Regions from separate parts of the Mus musculus genome. Here all the other regions are linked to region 3. The links are chromatin loops, found by intact Hi-C in ENCODE. Cell type or tissue: gastrocnemius. All regions are shown on one strand. Links, peaks and the distances in the headings refer to the core of each region. The heading gives the core; the rest is flanking DNA.

Region 1 (4,748 bases), core at 1-2,500, 180 kb before region 3:
TTGCCCTCTCAGTGTTCTCTCCAAAGATCGAATGTGAAGCTCCGCACCTTCCCTCCTGCCCTTTTGCCCGCTGGGCCAGGCCGGACCTGCCCCCCTTGGTTTCACTCCCCAGAGTCCCAGTTGCCTTTGGGATGACAGTGACCCCTTCTGCAGGTTTGGCCCTTTGTTATTTGCACAGGGATGTTTCTAAGAAACGCGGAGAGTGGTGCTCTTGGCCGCAAGCCAGCAAAGCCGACAGGCTGCTGCAGATTTTTAAAGGCAGTGTCCACAGTGACCTGGGGCAACCAAGAGGGTGCATGCTCCATCTCCACATGGACACTTGCTATTCTCAACTGAAGCTTCAAACCCTGGAGTCCCAGAGGGCCACGGGGAAGGATTTCGCTGCCTGAATCCTTCTTCCTCCTCTGGTCTGACTTCTGGAAGCCCCACTTGCACCTGTTTCCTGTCTGTTCCCTGGCACTGCCTCGCCCTAGAAAACCTCTACGGAACTGTGAATAGCCTGTGTGTAGACCATGAGAGCAGCCAGGGGGGAATCTTCTGAGAGAGAGTGGGGTTGGCAGTAAACGTGGTTCCATTGTCCAGGATGTAGAGAACATTCTCTCTCTCTCTCTCTCTCTCTCTCTCTCTCTCTGTGTGTGTGTGTGTGTGTGTGTGTGTGTGTGTGTGTAAACTTCCCCCAGTGGCCCAGGTCCTTCCAGTCACCCACAGAGAGCCTCAGAAGAGCTGTCCACCTCTTTTCTACCAAGCTCCATTCTGAAGGAATCTGCTTTTTGGACCTGGCTTTCTGCCTCTCAAGTCTCATGTTATTACCTAAACAGGGAAGGGGTGTGTGTATGTCAAGTCTAACACATGCTGGGGGCCCTCAAAGTTTCTGAGTTTCTCCCATACTGAGGCAGGAATAGTAAGGGAATAAACTTTGTTTTACCTGTCAGCAACTTCTTAGCGGCCAGATCAGGGACCCCTCCTTTTCAGAACCCTGGGCTGGGACAGAAAGGTGAACCACCTCCCGGAGGGGGTCCCTCATGCCGAGCGAGGGATGGGCACCTCCTCTGTGAGCCTGCTGCCCCAGCTGTCCTGTTGATACTTCCCTGCCTCCTTGACCTCCCTCCCTTCCCACCTTCCTGGCTGTTGTGAGACAGGGAATGCCAAGGAAGAACTCTAGTGTCTGGACCCGATCCAGATAATATTTTTAGACTCCTCTGTTCCCTGATGACCTGCATTAGGGCAAAAAAAAAAAAAAATTGCAAGGTCTTTTTTTTTTTTTTAAGGGTCAGAGTTTTAAAAAAACAAAAGCATCCTTCCCTAGACATTTTTGTGACTTGTTTGCACTTGTGCCTGTTTTAAATTAAACTAAATGTTCGAACCTTTGGGTTTTTCATTCTCTGGGATTGGAGCCAGGCTTTCTTGGAACTGGATGCCCTTGGAGTGGGTGCCTGGTAGGGCTCCTCTGTGGTTACTTGAATCCACAAATCACCCAGCTTCTTTGGCTTGGACACCTAGAATGAGGGCCGAGGAAGGAGGAGCCGGGACGTGGAAGGCCCTGGGGCTGGAAGAAAGGGCGAAGAAGGCTCTGGTCAGGGCCGAGGAGCCACCAGGCGGAGGTGTGGGGGAGGGCCCTAGCAACCCAAGGCCACAGAGACTGGCCTCATTCAAGGTTGGTTTCTCCCTTCTCCTGGTCTTCAGGCTGCCCATAGAAAGTTCCCCGAAAGCAGCCCATGTTCCTTTCTTAAAACTGAAGGACTCTGACATTTCAAAAGAGTAGGGAAGTGACCAGAGACTTGGGTTCTAGCCCTGGGGTTGGGAAGTGGCAAAAATATCTTTTAACTTTTACTCCGACAGTGATTCCAATCTTCCTTTTCTGAGCTCTATACTCAAAACAGTGCTCATTGAAACCACTTAACTTGGAGCAAGGAGCCAGCCCCAGCCCCAGCCCCAGCCCCAGCCCCAGGCCCAGCCCCAGCCCCAGCCCCAGCCCCAGCCCCAGCCCCAGCCCCAGCCCCAGCCCCAGCCCCCCCAGCCCCAGGCCCAGCCCCAGGCCCAGGCCCAGCCCCAGCCCCAGCCCCAGCCCCAGCCCCAGCCCCAGCCCCAGCCCCAGCCCCAGCCCCAGCCCCAGCCCCAGCCCCAGCCCCAGCCCCAGCCCCAGGCCCAGGCCCAGCCCCAGCCCCAGCCCCAGCCCCAGGCCCAGGCCCAGCCCCAGCCCCAGCCCCAGCCCCAGCCCCAGCCCCAGGCCCAGGCCCAGCCCCAGCCCCAGCCCCAGCCCCAGCCCCAGCCCCAGCCCCAGCAGCGGTTCATTGGTTCATTGAGAAGCAGCCCCCATGACTTGTAGAATGGCCATGGCCAGGGCTGATGAAGGTAGGAAGTACCTCCAAATCAAGTGTGTGCTTCCATCTTTTCAAAGGAAGCCAAGAGGCAGCAGTGAGCAGGAAGGCAAAGAGAGGCCAGGTCTCCAATGCAACAACACTGGGTTTATTAGCTGTGCCTCCCCTGCCAGTCTTTTTCAGCACATCGCTCCAAATGCATGTGCCAACGTCCTTCATACCCTTCCACACCAACCAGCGCTAAGTGCCAGTGGCTGGGGTGACTGACTCTTCACAACGACGATGATGACGACAATAACAGGAAAGGCAGAATATGCAGCAAAGTCTTTTCCTACTGCAGGAGGGGACGAGGGAGGACCACAGCCTCAGTATACCTAGAGCTAACAGGAAGTCCAGAGCGAGTGAAGTGTGCTGGAGTTCTGTACAGAGCCTGCTAAGGCTTAGCTAAGGCTAAGGGCAGACAACAAGGCCCACAACTCAGTTGAGATGGGAAAGATCTACAGTGTATCAGAAAAACCATTTTCAACCACCCATGTTCCAGCAACTCCACAGACCACAGACAAGAGCAATCATTTACCCAACAGAGACTGACCAAAGTGACGTTCCCACAGGGTACATATCAGTGACACTGGATGGTTGGCAGCACCCCTGACACAATGTGTGAGCCAAATGCCACGGTGCTTGTAAGCCAAAAAATTGTATCCTTACACCATTAAAAAAGTCACTAAAAGTAAACATAGTTGAAAATAGAATGTGAGGGACGAAGGGTCAGAGGAAAAACACTATTCACTTGGAGTGTCCCAGCCCTGACCTCCTCTGACTTTTCAGACACTGTGGTATACTGTTCGTCTGCCCCTCGGGGTGAGAAAAGGCAGGTGTATGTGTGCAGGTGTGTGGGACAGAGGCCAGGAGTGTCTGTGTGTGTCCGGGTGGGGTGGGGTGGCAGAGAGATCATCCCAGAATGAATAGCAACTGTCGTAAGACAACACAAATGGTCAGGTCAAGGCTCAGAAGTCATAAGGGTTGGCAGCTCCAGTTGTTCTAAAGACAGCAGGCGATCTTCCAACAGTAGCCTTAGCTTGCAAAATAACTTGGGGTTCTTGGTAAAGGGGTCTTTGCTGGGCTTCTGAGCACTTCTTACCACACCCAGTGCTGACTTTCCTTGTTCACTGTTCCTCACTTCATTGAAGTGAAGTGACTTCAAGTATCCGGATTTAATATTTTACAAGAGGAACACGCTTTATGGGTAAAAAGCACACAGAGGGAGAAGTTACACATCAATGATCTCCCGAAGAAAGCCAAGTCTGAGCTCCCGGGGCGCAGCGGGGAGAATGCAGAGGTGCCACTAGGGGGCAGCAAGGATCACGGTCCCAAATGTGGGCTGGCGCGCGGCCTCGGACGTTAGCGAGGGAGGGCAGGAACTGCGGAGCTCTCTGGCCCCTGCAAAAACTGGTTTCCGACTTCCTACGCTTCAACCGCAGACCCAGTTTCTGAGCACCAGCATTCTCTCTGGGAAGTTCTCTCAGAGATACTGGTGAGAAACCTTTCCACAAAGACGATCTTCCACAAAGATCAACGTCTTCAAAGACTTTATCGCAGACAAGTGAGGGACTTAAATGCTCACTCTTCGGGGTTCACAACTAGAAACCCGAGGTACTATCACGGCCAGAAAACCTTCACTGCTTTGAAGCAGGAGTTTTTACCCCACCCTGCTGGTACAGATTTTCCACCAGGAGTTAGCACTGACACTGGGGTCGTAGAGCATGCAATCTGTCAAACTCCTTTCTTCGCCTTCTCTCTGAGGAGGTACAGTGTTGGAGGGCAGGGGCGGAGATGGAGAGGACAAAAGACTTCGCGGGGAGGGGGCCTAACTACTTCTCCACAGTTGCCTCTGACTCACTAATCTGCCCAGTAATAAAAGCTGGAAGCTGGGCTGGGCCAGCATCCCACGCGGTGGGGCCCAGGCAGGGGTCTTTGGTCTTGATCTAGCATCCATCATCTGCCCTGCCCTCCATTAACAGCCCAGCAAGAAGCAGGAGACGTTTAGCAGCCCCCTCCTATGCTCTCTCGGGAGTTTGATGTAATTTAGACCGGGACCTGCAGTTCGTGTGGGCTCTCGACTCCCGCGCCCGTCGCCGTTTAACGTGGCAAACACTACAGTCAATTATCCCCCTCGCTGAGGTGCTATTTAAAGAGACGTTGTCAGGTTCTTAAGCCTCGGATCAGACCTGCTGCTTTCTGCTTCATACACAAAGGCTCAAAACACGAGTTCTTTTGAGGGTTGGGAGAAATACAATTAAGCAAAAATCCTTCCTAGCTGTTCCACCCTCTTGGAGCACCCACGTGTGGAATGGGGGAGCTGGGAGGAAGGAGGGGGTGGGGTGCTATGTCCTTTCCATTTCAGGCCTCTGGGACTAAGTGGAAATATAA
Region 2 (4,748 bases), core at 1-2,500, 240 kb before region 3:
AAAAGGCCAAGTCATAATAGTAATCCTTAAATGATCTGGTCACTTCTTCTCCCTGTCCTGTACAGATAAGGACATCTACTAAGGTCTAGAGCTGTCAGTGCTTTCAGCCCTGTGTAAATCAGTTGCTAATGGAAGCAGAGGCCACTTTACACTTTAGCTCATGAAGCGTTTTGTGATTTCAGGTAGATCTGTTGGGTATAGCAGACCTAGCGCACTTACTCCTGTTCAAGGAGCACCTCCATGTCTTCTGGGATGGACTCCTCTGGAAACTTAGCCAGAGCACCTCTGAGTGAGTACTGGGTCCTCCAGGGTTCCTCCATATCCCAATAGTTTGCCCTCTCTCTTCAGCGGACTCTGCTGTGGTAGGCAACCTGAGTTTTTTAAACCAAGTGCTGTCTCTGCGTTCACTTCAGTGTCTGCAGAGCACCTAGGACAGGGAAAGGAATGGCCAGCTGAAAATAAGACATAGACCTGCTCAGACTTTAGGGCATTTCTTAGCTTAGAAATAGAAACACTTTAGAGGAATAAGTTTTCTAACCAATTGGTGTTAGTCTTTTTAACAGCTGTGTTTATCAAAAGTCGGTTGTCTTTTGAAGAGTTAAGTTTCCACATGGTATACTGAGTTTAGATTATTATCTATTAAATGATAAGGTAGAACCAAACCACCGAGCAGTCTCCTGGTGCAGAAATAAGTGATCTCTCAGGTCTGCTTGGGAATTTGTCAGACACCTTACATAGCGCCAATGGCTTCCCAGCATAGGCTCACCAAGTAGTGACGCACTGCATGCCAGTTCTAAAGTTGGTTTTCATTTTAGATCAGTGTTGAAGACTGAATGTCCCTTCCCTGCTTTCATCTCCAGAACACTAAGTTGTATTTTCCTCATTTGATTCGGAAATTTGTCTCCTGCATGTATTTTTAAGATAGGTTTGATCCTGACTTGCCAGCTCAGGCCTTTAACCCCAGCCCATGGAAGGCAGAGGCTCGAGGCCAGCCAGAGCTACACAGTGAGACATTGTCTCAGACAGCAACAGAAATAGATAAGTTAATGAGATTGCTGAAGGGTACTTTGAGATGTGCAGGGCTAAGAGGCATCTTGGTCTAGCTGTGGACCTGCTGGTGTGGTTAATGGACACAAGCAAAAATAGATGGCTGGGCCCGCCTTTGTCAACCCCCTGCTCTACAGCAGTGCGAGTTTTCAGATAAGAGAAGGAGAGTAAGAGCAAGGCACCTTAACCAAGGTTGGACGTCAGAGAACTGAGGATGGCGGAGCCTGAGGTGAGGGGATGTTGTCATGACCTGCAGTGAGAAAACTGGCAGGGAACGAAGTTTCTTTTTCTTTGACTGTGTGTGGATAAGTGCTAGCGGGTGTCACTGCACCGGAGTGGCCAGGATCCATGGGCTCAGGCGAGAGTGGATTTCCTTCTTCCATGTGTGTTCAGGGCCACCACAGCAGACTGATTTTTGTAGTTCTTCCCTGTGCCTTCAAGAGTGTTTGAATGATCTCCAATCTTAGAGTTCTTGGTATTACCATATATCACTTTGGCATGTTAGTGTCCTGCTGAGTTAAACCCAGAAAGAATTCTAATTTTCACATGCCCAATCTTGATAGAAATGATTTTTTTTTAAATTTTCTTAGGCTAAAAGACAGTGAATTGTGGAATAAATTCTTTGTGCGGATTCTGAATGCCAGTGACAAGTCCACAGTGTCTGTTCTGGGGGAGCTGGCAGCAGAAATGGGTGGGGCTTTTGATGCCACATTCCATAGCCACCTGAACAGAGCCCTGTGGAAGCTGGGGAAGACAATCAGCCCGGAAGCTTTGCTCACTCAGCAAGACAAGCAGCCAGGCGGCTCCCAGAGCCCTGCCTAAGCCATGGGTATGGTGAAGAACTGGTCTGGGGCTGCTGTGATTTGTTTAGAGCACACTTAGACACATCAGCAGTCCTTCACTAGGGGTCACTCTCAGTAGCACAGCTTTCAGCCAGGTGGCTGTGCCCTGGCAGCCTCATCTGGTTTATTCAAAAGGTTTCTGTGCAGACAGCTGCTTTTTAGCCCTCTGGCTTCTGCCTTCTCTCTTTTGTAATTTTATAACATGTACTCTCCTTTCACTGTGTATTTTATAATAAAATAGTTTTTGTTACATTTCTGTTGCTGGCAATTCATCTACACTTGCAAACTAAGGTGATAAATGGCTTCATTTTGGAGAGGACTTACTCTACGGTGGTAGAAACTTATGTATCCCAGACTTAGAGCAGCTGCCTTTGGGTTATAAGAAGGCAGCTGGCCGGCCATTTCTTCCGTCTCTCTCTGTCCTTCTAGAGGGTGTCCAGAAAGAAGCAGGTAAAATGACACACACACACACACACACACACACACCAGCTTTCCTTAAGTTCAAAGGTACCGGCCTTTGGGGACAGAGTACTCAGCAACCTGTCATGCAGGACACAGGGCTGCTGAGGGGACAGAGACCATTTTCCTTAGGTGTCAGGAAAGCAGGGGTCAGAACAGAAAGGACTGAAGTGGGGACTAATATGGAAAACAGTAAGTCTGATGGAACACTGTGCACCCAAAGGGGCGCACTGGCTGGGTGTGTGGGGGGCTGTGGGGGTGTGTGTGTCATTAAGGCTTTTGTTTCTTCAGTAGGATAATAAGCATTTATTTATTTATTTCACACTAAAATGTCAGTCACCTGATGTCCACTCGTGCTGGTGCCTGAGTCTCCTCTACTTGTCACCATTGTTGCTCTAAGCTTGTTAGAGAGCAGATTCCCTAACTAATCTCTCAACTGAAACACTTGGGCAAATTCGACAGGGTAAGCCAGAAAAAATGTATCTGAAAGACAAAGAAAGTAAATATTTTCCTTCAACCAAAATACAGTTCTGCAAACATCTTCAGTTTGCTTCTTATACTGAAGATAATAAATGATGAAACTGCCTTTCTGTAATCAAGTCCTTCTTAGTCCCCAGTGCCCTGTATTGCCCAGGAAATTGAGAGCCTTTAACTTAAGTAAGCTTCTACCTAGTGAATACTTCAGCAGTCTAGGCAGCCAAGTTGCTGTATGGGCAAATCTTGTTTCTGAAAGTACAAGCAGGAGTGGGAGGAGCCAGGACACCCTGCAGCTCTGTTCACACCCCACACCTCACCCCATACACCCCCCACTCTCTGACCTCCGCCAACTTCAGCCTTTGAGGACAGGAAAGGATGTCACTGCCAACAGTGCCTGTCATCAACAATGTCTGCCATCGCTTCAGTTTTCTTTACAAAAGCATAAAACCACAAAATAGAACCCTTTCCGTTTCCCTTTCATTTTTGTTTATTTTTAAGCTAAGATCACTGCAGGGCATAGGCTGCCATCAAACCCCAGGTACTCTGGTCACATTCCCCAGAGGGCTGGAATTTCAGGGGCCCACCCACCAGACTCCCTCATATTTGATGCCCATTGTCTTAGGAAAAGGAAGCCTTTGTTTTGTGTAGAGGCTACAGGTGGCTTTGATCTGGTCTCATGAAAGCAAGAAGAACAGAATGCTGGGCCTGGGAGAAGGAAAGACAGATGCACAACTGGGAAGAACAGGACTTCTTTCTCCCCGTTTGGAGGAAGACTGTGGAATAAGCTCTCCCCATTCACAAAGCACTTTGTGCCCTAACTTGCTTGGGGCCCTGTTAGAGGCATCCTCCTCACAAGTCAGAGTGTTCTAACTGATGCCAGACCCGAGTCTGGAAGTGAACTCCTTCCTTCCTGCTGGAGGAAGTTGTGGCCTATTGCTCGAGCTGTGATCTCAGGCAGGTAGGAAAGTCTTTCAGGGTTAGCACAGGCCTTCAGAATAACTTGTTGATGTCTTAAGGTGAAAGTCTAAGGCAAGGCCAGTGAAGGTGCACTCTTCATTGGAACTGAAAACAAAATTCTTGCTCTACCAAAAGTTACTCTATTCTGACTTCAACAGCTCCCTACGGAGCAGGTGCAGCATGCTTTTAACATGACTGACTTTGACTATAATGAGGTCGGAGGCATGGAAGCTGAGTATTTACCAAGGTACAGATGTGTCTGGGTAAGAGCGCTTACCACTAAGCCTGATGACCAGAGTCCTACCCTCTGCATGGTAGAAGAGAGAACAGACTCCACAAGTCATCCTCTGACTCCATACATGTGTGTGTCACACGAGCCCATACCTACACACACATACCAATACACACATACCAACACACACATACCAACACACACATACCAATACACACACACCCACAATAAATAAAACCTTTTACAGATCAGCGAGAAAGGACGAACCACATAGCATCCAGGGCTGAAACTGAGACCTAAAGCTTGAACTCTGTCCCCAGTGCCCCGTTCAGTGCCTTAGCGTGAGTTAAAGGCTGATCCAGTGTTTGCCAGCACGCAGGTCAACACCTTTTCAGCCCCTCTAATGCCTTCTAACCCCCTCTGGTGCCTTGTGCAGAGAATATACTTTATATCCATATGCTATGATCTAACCTCTTGTACTCCTTGTTCCCCAAATCAATTTGGGTAAGTCAATTTAAGAAAAGATAAAAAAAGATAATGACTCAAGTAGCTCAGGCTTGATCTCAGTATGTAGCCCAGGGTGGCCTTGAACTCCTGCCTCCCTCTCCCAAATGGTGGAGTTACTGGCCTGTTCTACTACAACCAGCCTGAGATGGCTTTAGTGTTCTGCTTGGTTCCTTGCTTTTCCACTCCAGGACTGGCGGGATGTGGAGCCGAGGAGTTGCTGATCTTCT
Region 3 (7,656 bases), core at 2,152-4,651:
AGAGAGAAGCCTCATTGTTGGCCAGTGGTGAAGGGTACAGGCTTAGGTTCGAATCCCACCTCTCCTGCTCATGTCAGTCACTTGAGTCTGAAATCAGGGATGGGGTGGGGTGGGGACAGAGCTCTCTGTGTAGCCCTGGCTGTCCTAAGGAACTCCTCTGTAGACCAGTCTGGCCTTGAGTGCACAGAAATTTGACTGCCTTTACCTCCCGGAGAGCTGGGGTTAACGGTGTGTGCCACTACTGCCTGGGCTTTTTTTCCCCCCTGTATTTCCTTTAAAGCAGAGTCTCTGAGTTGATGGTATAGCTAAGGATGACTTAGAACTTGTGATCCTCTGCCTCTACCTCCTGAGTACTGAAAACACACCTGTTTGTATAATGCTTTGAATCCAGGAGATTGAATCCAGCCAGAACTTTGGGTGTGCTAGGTGGACACTTTACAGTCCCAGCCCCAGATTTTGTTCTTTCTTTGTCTGAGTCCTGGGCACCTGGGAAACTTTCTAGGCCAGCCCTACTGTGCCTTCCTGACCCAACCAGGCTCCCTCGATGCCTTTGCTTCTGTTTAATCAACCCTCCGGCACAGCCTGTATATCTGGGGGTGCTTATTGGTTCAATCAATAGACCAAAGATATTCAGAAAAGGCTGGGCATGGTAGTGCATACCTGTATCCCAGCACCTGGGAAACTGAAGCAGGAGGATTGCAATGAGCTTGAGACCAGCCTGGGCTACATAGTAACTTCTTGGCCAACCTGGGCAGTAGCTCAGTGTGGTATCCCCAAGCATACACAAAGCCCACAGCCCAGCACTGTATTAACCAGATTACAAGTTAATCCCAGAACTCGGGAAGTTAGAGATGAGAGAGTCAGAAGTTCAGGTCATCTTTGGCTATATAGTGAATTGTAGGCCAACCTAGGATATGACAGACCCTGTCTCAAAAAGGAACCGGGAGGAAGAAAGGAAGGAAGGGAGGGAGGGAGGGAGGGAGGGAGGGAGGGAGAGAGAGAAGGGGAGTGGAGGGGAGAAGGGAGGGAAGGAAGGAAGGAGGAAGGAAGGGGGAGGAAGGACATGATCAGAGAAGAGAATTACATCCGTAGCTTGGGATTTTGCCACACTGAATAAAGGACCAGCACGATGGGTCCTTGGGTTGAGGAGCTGGCTGCTGAGCCTGGCAGCCGAGATTGGTCCTCAAGACCCACGTGGTGAAAGGAGAAAACTGACACATCATACACACTGTCCTCTGACCTCTACATGTATGCCAGGGCACATGTGTGTGCACACACATGTACACAAATTAAATAAATGTAAAAGAAAAGAAAAACTGTACCTGAACTGCACATAGACCCCTTTTCTTGTCCTGATTCCCTAAACATTCCAATATAACAACAGTTTAAATGGTACTTATGTTGTATTAGATATAAAAAATAACCTAGAGATATTGAAAATATGAACTGGGGTTATAACTCAGTGGTAGAGCATTTGCCTAGAGTGTGTGAGGCCCACACTCAGTCCCTAGCAGAGAGACTGGGAGGGAGAGCGGGGAGGGCATCGCATGCGCATAGGTTATATGGGAAGGAGCCAGTCCTTGACCATCCTGGAGGGTCTGTTTGCTTCCTCACATCACCCCCTGCCTTCAGTTCTGTCCTCTCTCTTCCCACATCTGCTTCACAGGTGGAAATGGCTACATCAATGACTTCCCCATGGGCCGCTTTCTACGAGATGCCAAACTGTATGAGATCGGAGCTGGGACCAGTGAAGTGAGGCGGTTGGTCATTGGCCGAGCTTTCAATGCAGACTTCCGCTAGCCCTCTGCGGCCCATCGCCCCCTGGTCCCAGCACCGAGAGGCCTTTCTTTGGAAGCAGAGATGTGGCAGCCCTCTGACCTGTCTAAGGAAGCTCTGCTGCTCAGCTGCCCTTCTCTGTCAGCCCTCTGCCCCGTGTGAAGTCGGATTCTCCAGCCGTTCCGGGCAGGAAAGCCTAAAATGACTGCTAAAATGACTTTGGCTTTTTGGGGGGTTTGGGGGGAGGGTGGCAGTGTCTGTGCCATTGCTTTCTACATCTGAATGTGATGACCTGACCCTCCAGGTAGCATCTGACAGGTACCCGACTCCTTTTCTTGGGCAAGCCTCTGGCAGGGTGCCCTTTCTGTTCAAGGGTAACAGAGGCATTACCCCTTTCAGTTGTCAGATACTTGTGGTCTCATTTCTTGAGGAAAAGGCAAAAGCCATCTCCTTCTTAACTGTTTCTCCAAGAGCTAGACAGCTCCAGAATGCCTATGGCAGACCCAGGAAGGACAGAGTCCACAGTCCAGGCAAGACAACACAGAAGATCGGCTCCCTCGTGTACCTGAGTCTGTCTGCATCACTCTGTCACAGGCTAGCACTGGGCCTGCTCATGTGACCTTCTGCAGCTGACTGGCCAGCAGACACAGGTCCTGTGGCCCAGCCCAGGTTGCCTGGCTCCCCTCCAGCCTTGTTGCCTCTGTATATTTCTCTAGACACCCTGTGGCTAATTTTATTACAACTGCACAATGTCTGTTGCCATTTTGTATTAAATATACTGCAAGGTAAACCCTTCTGCGCCCAAAGCCGTGTTCTGCAGGAGAAACAAGCCACTTGCTATGGTCCTGTCTGCATCCAGAGAATGTCCTTGAAGCGGCCTGCCCTTCAGTTTGCCCTTTGGGAATGGGATAGGAGGCCAGAATAGGAAGTCTCAGACCCAGATCTCCTGGTGACTTTTCTTCTTGTTGTGTGTGAAATTGTACCTAGGCTGTGCTAGGCAGGCACTGCACCACTGAGTCAGCTCCTTGCCCTACCAACTTCTCCATGGTTTTATTTTAGTCTCCCTGTAGCCGAGACTAGCTTTGAACTAAGACCCTGAACAGTAGATCTGCCCCTATCTCTTGAGTGCTGGGATTACAGGCAACACCCTGTGCTTTTTCTTAAAGGAAAGGGGGAGAAAATGGGGGGGGGGTGTCAAGTGTGGGAAGACAGGAGGAGAGTCTTAAGTTTCTGGAGGATTTTGAGAGTTTTTTTTTTGGGGGGGGGTTGCTTTTGATTCAGAGTCTAACTGTAACTCAGAATCCTCCTGCCTCTGCCTCCTGACTGCCAAAATTATATACATGAACCACCACAGCTGGCATATCTGAGTTTTGTTTCATTTGTCTAGCTATATAGCCCAGGCTGGCCTTGGACTCAAAGATCCTCCTCTGCCTCCCTAGTTCTGAGATTAAAGGCACGTGCAACCACCACACCCAGCTCAAACTCTGCAAGGTTGTTTTGTTCTTTTAATACTTGACTTTTTCAAGGTCAGAATTGGAGCTAGGATCCTAATGGGCTAGCAACAGGGACATCCCAACCTTGGGCCTCCCAACCTTGGGCCGTCACAAATAGCGCCCAGGCCGTGGATTACCACATTCATGTGAGTTCCCAAAAATAAAGACTGTTTTTCCTGGCTCCCAGCCCAACAGTCTTAGCCTAGGTGGAGTGCTGAGGTCTGAGACAGGTGGAGTCAGCACCTTAGCAACCCCACACCCGTCCCATCTTAAGAGGGGGTTCATGAATGCAGTAGATACACTGACCAGCTGAGGAAGATCCCTGGAACAACCCACAGAAGATGATCAAAATGAGGCAGAGGACCTGCACGCCTGCAAGATTGTCACCAAGCCAGACAACCTGGGTTGGAGTCCAAGAACCCATATGGGGGATGGAGAGTTGCCCTCTGACCTCCATAAGTTATCAGAAGGCAACATGTCACCCAGTCATGCCATAGGAACCCTACCAACGAGAGTGTGCCCCAGAAGTTCACCTGTTAAAAACCTCAGTCCCAGCCATTTGTTAATGGTTTAGGTAGTAATGACTTTAGTGGCTTTATAAAAGGGAATCTTAAACTAGTGTGCCTGCTCTGTCGTGTCAGGTCTCCTACCATGTTATCAGGCAAGAGAAGAACACTGGAGTTGGGAGCGCCATGCTTTTGATAGTCAGCCTCTGGAACCATGAGCTATAATTACCCAATCTGTTTGTATCCAGCTATAGCAACTGAAAGGAAGAATGTGATTGTTTTTCTGAATTTTTTTTTAATGTGACACACAAGAAATGTTTTTAAATAAAAGACAAAATAAAAACTATGTCTGAAAAGTGGATGGGAATAGTGGGGGTGGGACGCTGCTAATGAGAAGTGTTAAGTGTAGCCAGGTCTTGTGCCTTATCAGAATCTAGTGACAAACACCTGGGCTCCCTAGGGAGTGACACTGGGCTAAGGCAGCTATATGGGGGTTTTTGTTTGGTTGAGTTGGTTTGGTTTTGGTTCCCAACCCCCACCCACCCCGCTGATAATCCAACTTGGGCCTGGAGAGAGTTTCTCCCCAGGGACCAGAGTCTTAGCCCCACATCCCAGTGGTAGTCCCTTGTAATATTGCTTCACTTCACACATCCACTCCTTCCCTGACCTTTGCAACCAACTGAGTGCTCAAGGCAAGATTGCTTAAGGATGCAAAGCCCTGCTGGGTGAGTTGCTCAAACCTAGGAACGACGGGTGAGCCAGCCACGCTCTGACGCCCGGGAGGCTGGGTGGGGCCCGAGCCGGAGTAAAGCAACAGCACACAGAGTGGAGAGAGCGTCTAGCACACAGCGTGCCCTGGTGGGGGCTGGAATCCGCATGGCCATCGGTTATCTGCTTATGGCGGATCTAAAGTGCTCTCACTTCTTAAGACTCCTGCCTTAAAGCTCTGCGGGCGGCCGATTGCAGCGAGGACTCCCGGGACCCGCTCAGTCAGCGCTGCGTGGAGCTCGCCTGACCCCTACCGGCCATCCGCGGACTCGCAGGCGCGGTGACTTTCTGGACGCTCCAGTTTCCCACTCGTGCTCTGGATGCACGGTTTCCAAGACTGAAATTTCCCCAGAATTTGTATTTTACTAAATGAGAACATTGAAAGATCACTATCCACTATCACCACCATCTCATACAAGAAGGCCAAACAAAAACAGGGAGACCATAAACAGCAAAGATGAGTGTGGTATTCTTTTAAAAATTATGGTCAGAGTTTAAAAAACTGTAATTTTTTTTCCAAAACTTATTTTATGTGTATGAGTATTTTTCTTGCGTGTGTATATGTGTTCTGCTTGTTAGTCTGATACCCGCAGAGACCAGAAGAGGAGCTGGATTCCCTAGAACGATGTTATGAGTTGCCTTGTGGGCAGCGGGGAAACCCATTCAAGGGCCTCTCAATGAACAAATGCCCCTAACCCGGGGGAGCCGTCTCCCCACCCTCCAAAACAATGTAAGTTTTTAAAAGTTTATTGAAGAGGAAAGCCTGTCCCCTCCTTCCCCCTGTACCATTCCCCCAGGACAAAACTTCTTTTGAATCTGTAAGGAGTTCCTTTTTGGCTATTCATGCTTCTAAGTGCTCTATTGATTGATTGGTTCGATTGTAGGTCCTCCTAAGGATACTGTTTTAATGTGCATAATTGTCATTTATGACAATCTTGTTATATGCTCATATTTTTTTCACTATCCAACAGGCATTTAGACAAGCCCCCAGATAGATGGGGGGTGTGGGGGGGGACAGGGCAGGAGCACATACCAGCCTCTTCTTCTGCCTATATTCCACTCCACAGTGGAGGAACTCAGAGCCACACTATGCAAGGTGGGGGCTCTCCCCTACTGTGCTCTACCTACTTCCTCTAACCAAGAGCCATTCAGAATTCGACTTCTCCACACCAATCCAACTTGCCTCCCTTCTTCCAGTCCAGGTCGCTGAACTGCACCTCCACCCTGAGCCAGAGAGAACAATGGAGCCTCCTCTGATGGAGCCAACCATGCATCCCAGCACATTTAAGGTCAATACAAAGGTTACACTGGGCATAGTAGGCATCTTGTATACCCAAGCACTCAGGAGCCTGAAGGAAAGGATTACAGTGACGTTGAGGCCAGCCTGAGCTATATATCCAGTTCAAGGCAAGCCTGGGCTACCTAAGTAAAAGGACTGGGAAAGTGCCCCCCAAATAAAGACCTAACATCTCAGTAGAGCTCCTTTGTCCCAGATGCTTTGGAGACTGAAGCAGGAGGATCACTTGGGGCCAGGAACTTGAGGCTACCTGAGCAACACACTAGACCCAGTGTTAATAAGGAAGCATGGTGCTGCGTGCCTTTAACCTCAGCACTTGGGAAGCAAGGTAGGCAGGTCTCTGTGAATTCGAAGGCTAGCTTAGTCTAGAGAGAGCTCCAGGTCACACAGGGCTCTGGAGACCTTGTCTTGGGGGAGGGGGACCTAAGGATTAGCAAAGCAAACACAATTTGGGTCTATCTTGACTCTTTCTGCAACTCCCCTCTCCGCTGCTGAGCACAGCAGCTGTGGTTGTACGCAGTCTTCCCTGCCTTACTCTGGCCTGGGCCTTTGCCCCAGCTGGTTTCTCCATCCAGGAAGTCCTTCCAGCTCTGTGCTGTGCCCTCCCCTAAAGCCTCACTGCAGGCTCCCTCCAGAAGAACTCTCCAGCCTTTCTTCTCCTCTCTCCCCACCTCACCCACAGCCCACTCCCCTTCCTCCCACCTTGGCACATGAACATCCAAGGGCGCACGACACGTTCAAGGGCAAGGTGGGCATTCTCTTCTTCATGCCTGCCACCTGTTTCCTCCAACAAGGGACAGCTCCAGGCCACAGCTTCTGCTGTTCTAGAATTCTAGAACTGCTCGGCAGTTCGAGTACGCCTGCCCACTCTCAGGGAGAGAGGCTAGCCTCATTTCTCCCAAGTATTTCTTGGATGCTGGTTGCTGTTAGATTAACTAGAGCACTCAGCCGGAGGCAGCCCCCCATCCTGCACCCCATCCTGCACAGTGGGTTTTATTATCTGATGTACCCATTTCTCTGCCTTTAGGCTGTAAACTTGAGGGCTAGCTCTGGGATTGCACTTGTCTATGTGGGAACATCAGCAGCAGCGTCATGTGATGCCTGGCCCATGTGTTGCTGACAACATTGGTTATTTGTTCTATGGTCACCTTATAATACTGTTAGATTTTAGAGGTCAAAAATCATTTCCTGCCAGATACCATCGATGGCATGTGTCCATAGTCCCAGCATTCAGGAGGTCGAGGCAGGAGGATTTCATGTTTGGGGCCAGCCAAGGCATTGTGGTGAGACAGAACAAAACAAGCAAGCAAACAAACAAAAACCTACAGTAACAACAAAACCCTCCCAGTTCTCTGAACCTGCAGCAGGGCCAGTGCTTGCAATAGGTACTCAGTAGCTAAGTTCATGCTGGATGAGGGAAACAACAGGTGGGCCGGAGCCCTGGCCTAATCCAGAGTTGGCACAAACAGCGGAGCCAGCCGGCTTCGCCTGACCCTGCTCTCCCCATCCCTTCCCACCCGGGAGTAGCCAGGGCCCAGCTGCAGAGGGAGGCCCTCACTCCCAATCTTCCTCTGACCCACTCAGAGAGGAACCTTGGCCCCTCCTCTGCCGACTGGGGACAGAAAATAGGGGGGCAGAGGAGGACCACACACTGCTCTTCCCTTCCACGGTAAAAATGTGCACATAAGCAGGCACATACGTGCAATGTCAAAAATAAGAGGCAGAAGCAAGTTCTGTGGTTTAACCAGTGACCCCGTCATTTGAAGGACTGAAGCAGGACTGCCAGTTCCGGGCCAGCCTGGGCTACATAACAAGA

The links. A loop is a pair of places that touch in the nucleus more often than their neighbours do. Peaks named below come from ENCODE experiments on the same cell type or tissue, not always from the same donor. Only the 100,000 strongest peaks of a DNase experiment are listed, where the experiment ranks them.
Region 1: it touches region 3 in a loop (8-fold over the local background); 16 of 42 quality-filtered maps call a loop at or near these places.
Region 2: a loop joins it to region 3, with 5 times the contacts of the local background. A loop is called at or near these places in 29 of 42 quality-filtered maps.

Annotation. Positions count from the first base shown.
Region 1 is chr2:118,696,658-118,701,405 of GRCm38, forward strand. Pak6 (p21 (RAC1) activated kinase 6) reads left to right here. Exons shown (of 11, transcript NM_001033254.3): 11 at 1-1,363. It overlaps Ankrd63 (ankyrin repeat domain 63), which reads right to left. Exons shown (of 1, transcript NM_001081971.1): 1 at 2,446-4,748. Among named protein-coding and RNA genes, the nearest start is that of Ankrd63, 4.9 kb to the right of the region's middle. In gastrocnemius, for the core only: no CTCF peak of the experiment used is centred there; DNase peaks (open chromatin) are centred at 174, 1,028 and 1,516; H3K4me3 peaks cover 482 bases; H3K27ac peaks cover 558 bases.
Region 2 is chr2:118,639,451-118,644,198 of GRCm38, forward strand. It overlaps Bub1b (BUB1B, mitotic checkpoint serine/threonine kinase), which reads left to right. Exons shown (of 23, transcript NM_009773.3): 22 at 183-289; 23 at 1,638-2,142. The coding sequence ends at 1,869. Among named protein-coding and RNA genes, the nearest start is that of Pak6, 22 kb to the right of the region's middle. In gastrocnemius, for the core only: no CTCF peak of the experiment used is centred there; no DNase peak of the experiment used is centred there.
Region 3 is chr2:118,878,787-118,886,442 of GRCm38, forward strand. It overlaps Ivd (isovaleryl coenzyme A dehydrogenase), which reads left to right. Exons shown (of 12, transcript NM_019826.4): 12 at 1,667-4,123. The coding sequence ends at 1,800. Among named protein-coding and RNA genes, the nearest start is that of Gm32798, 5.1 kb to the right of the region's middle. In gastrocnemius, for the core only: no CTCF peak of the experiment used is centred there; a DNase peak (open chromatin) is centred at 3,566; H3K4me3 peaks cover 295 bases; H3K27ac peaks cover 257 bases.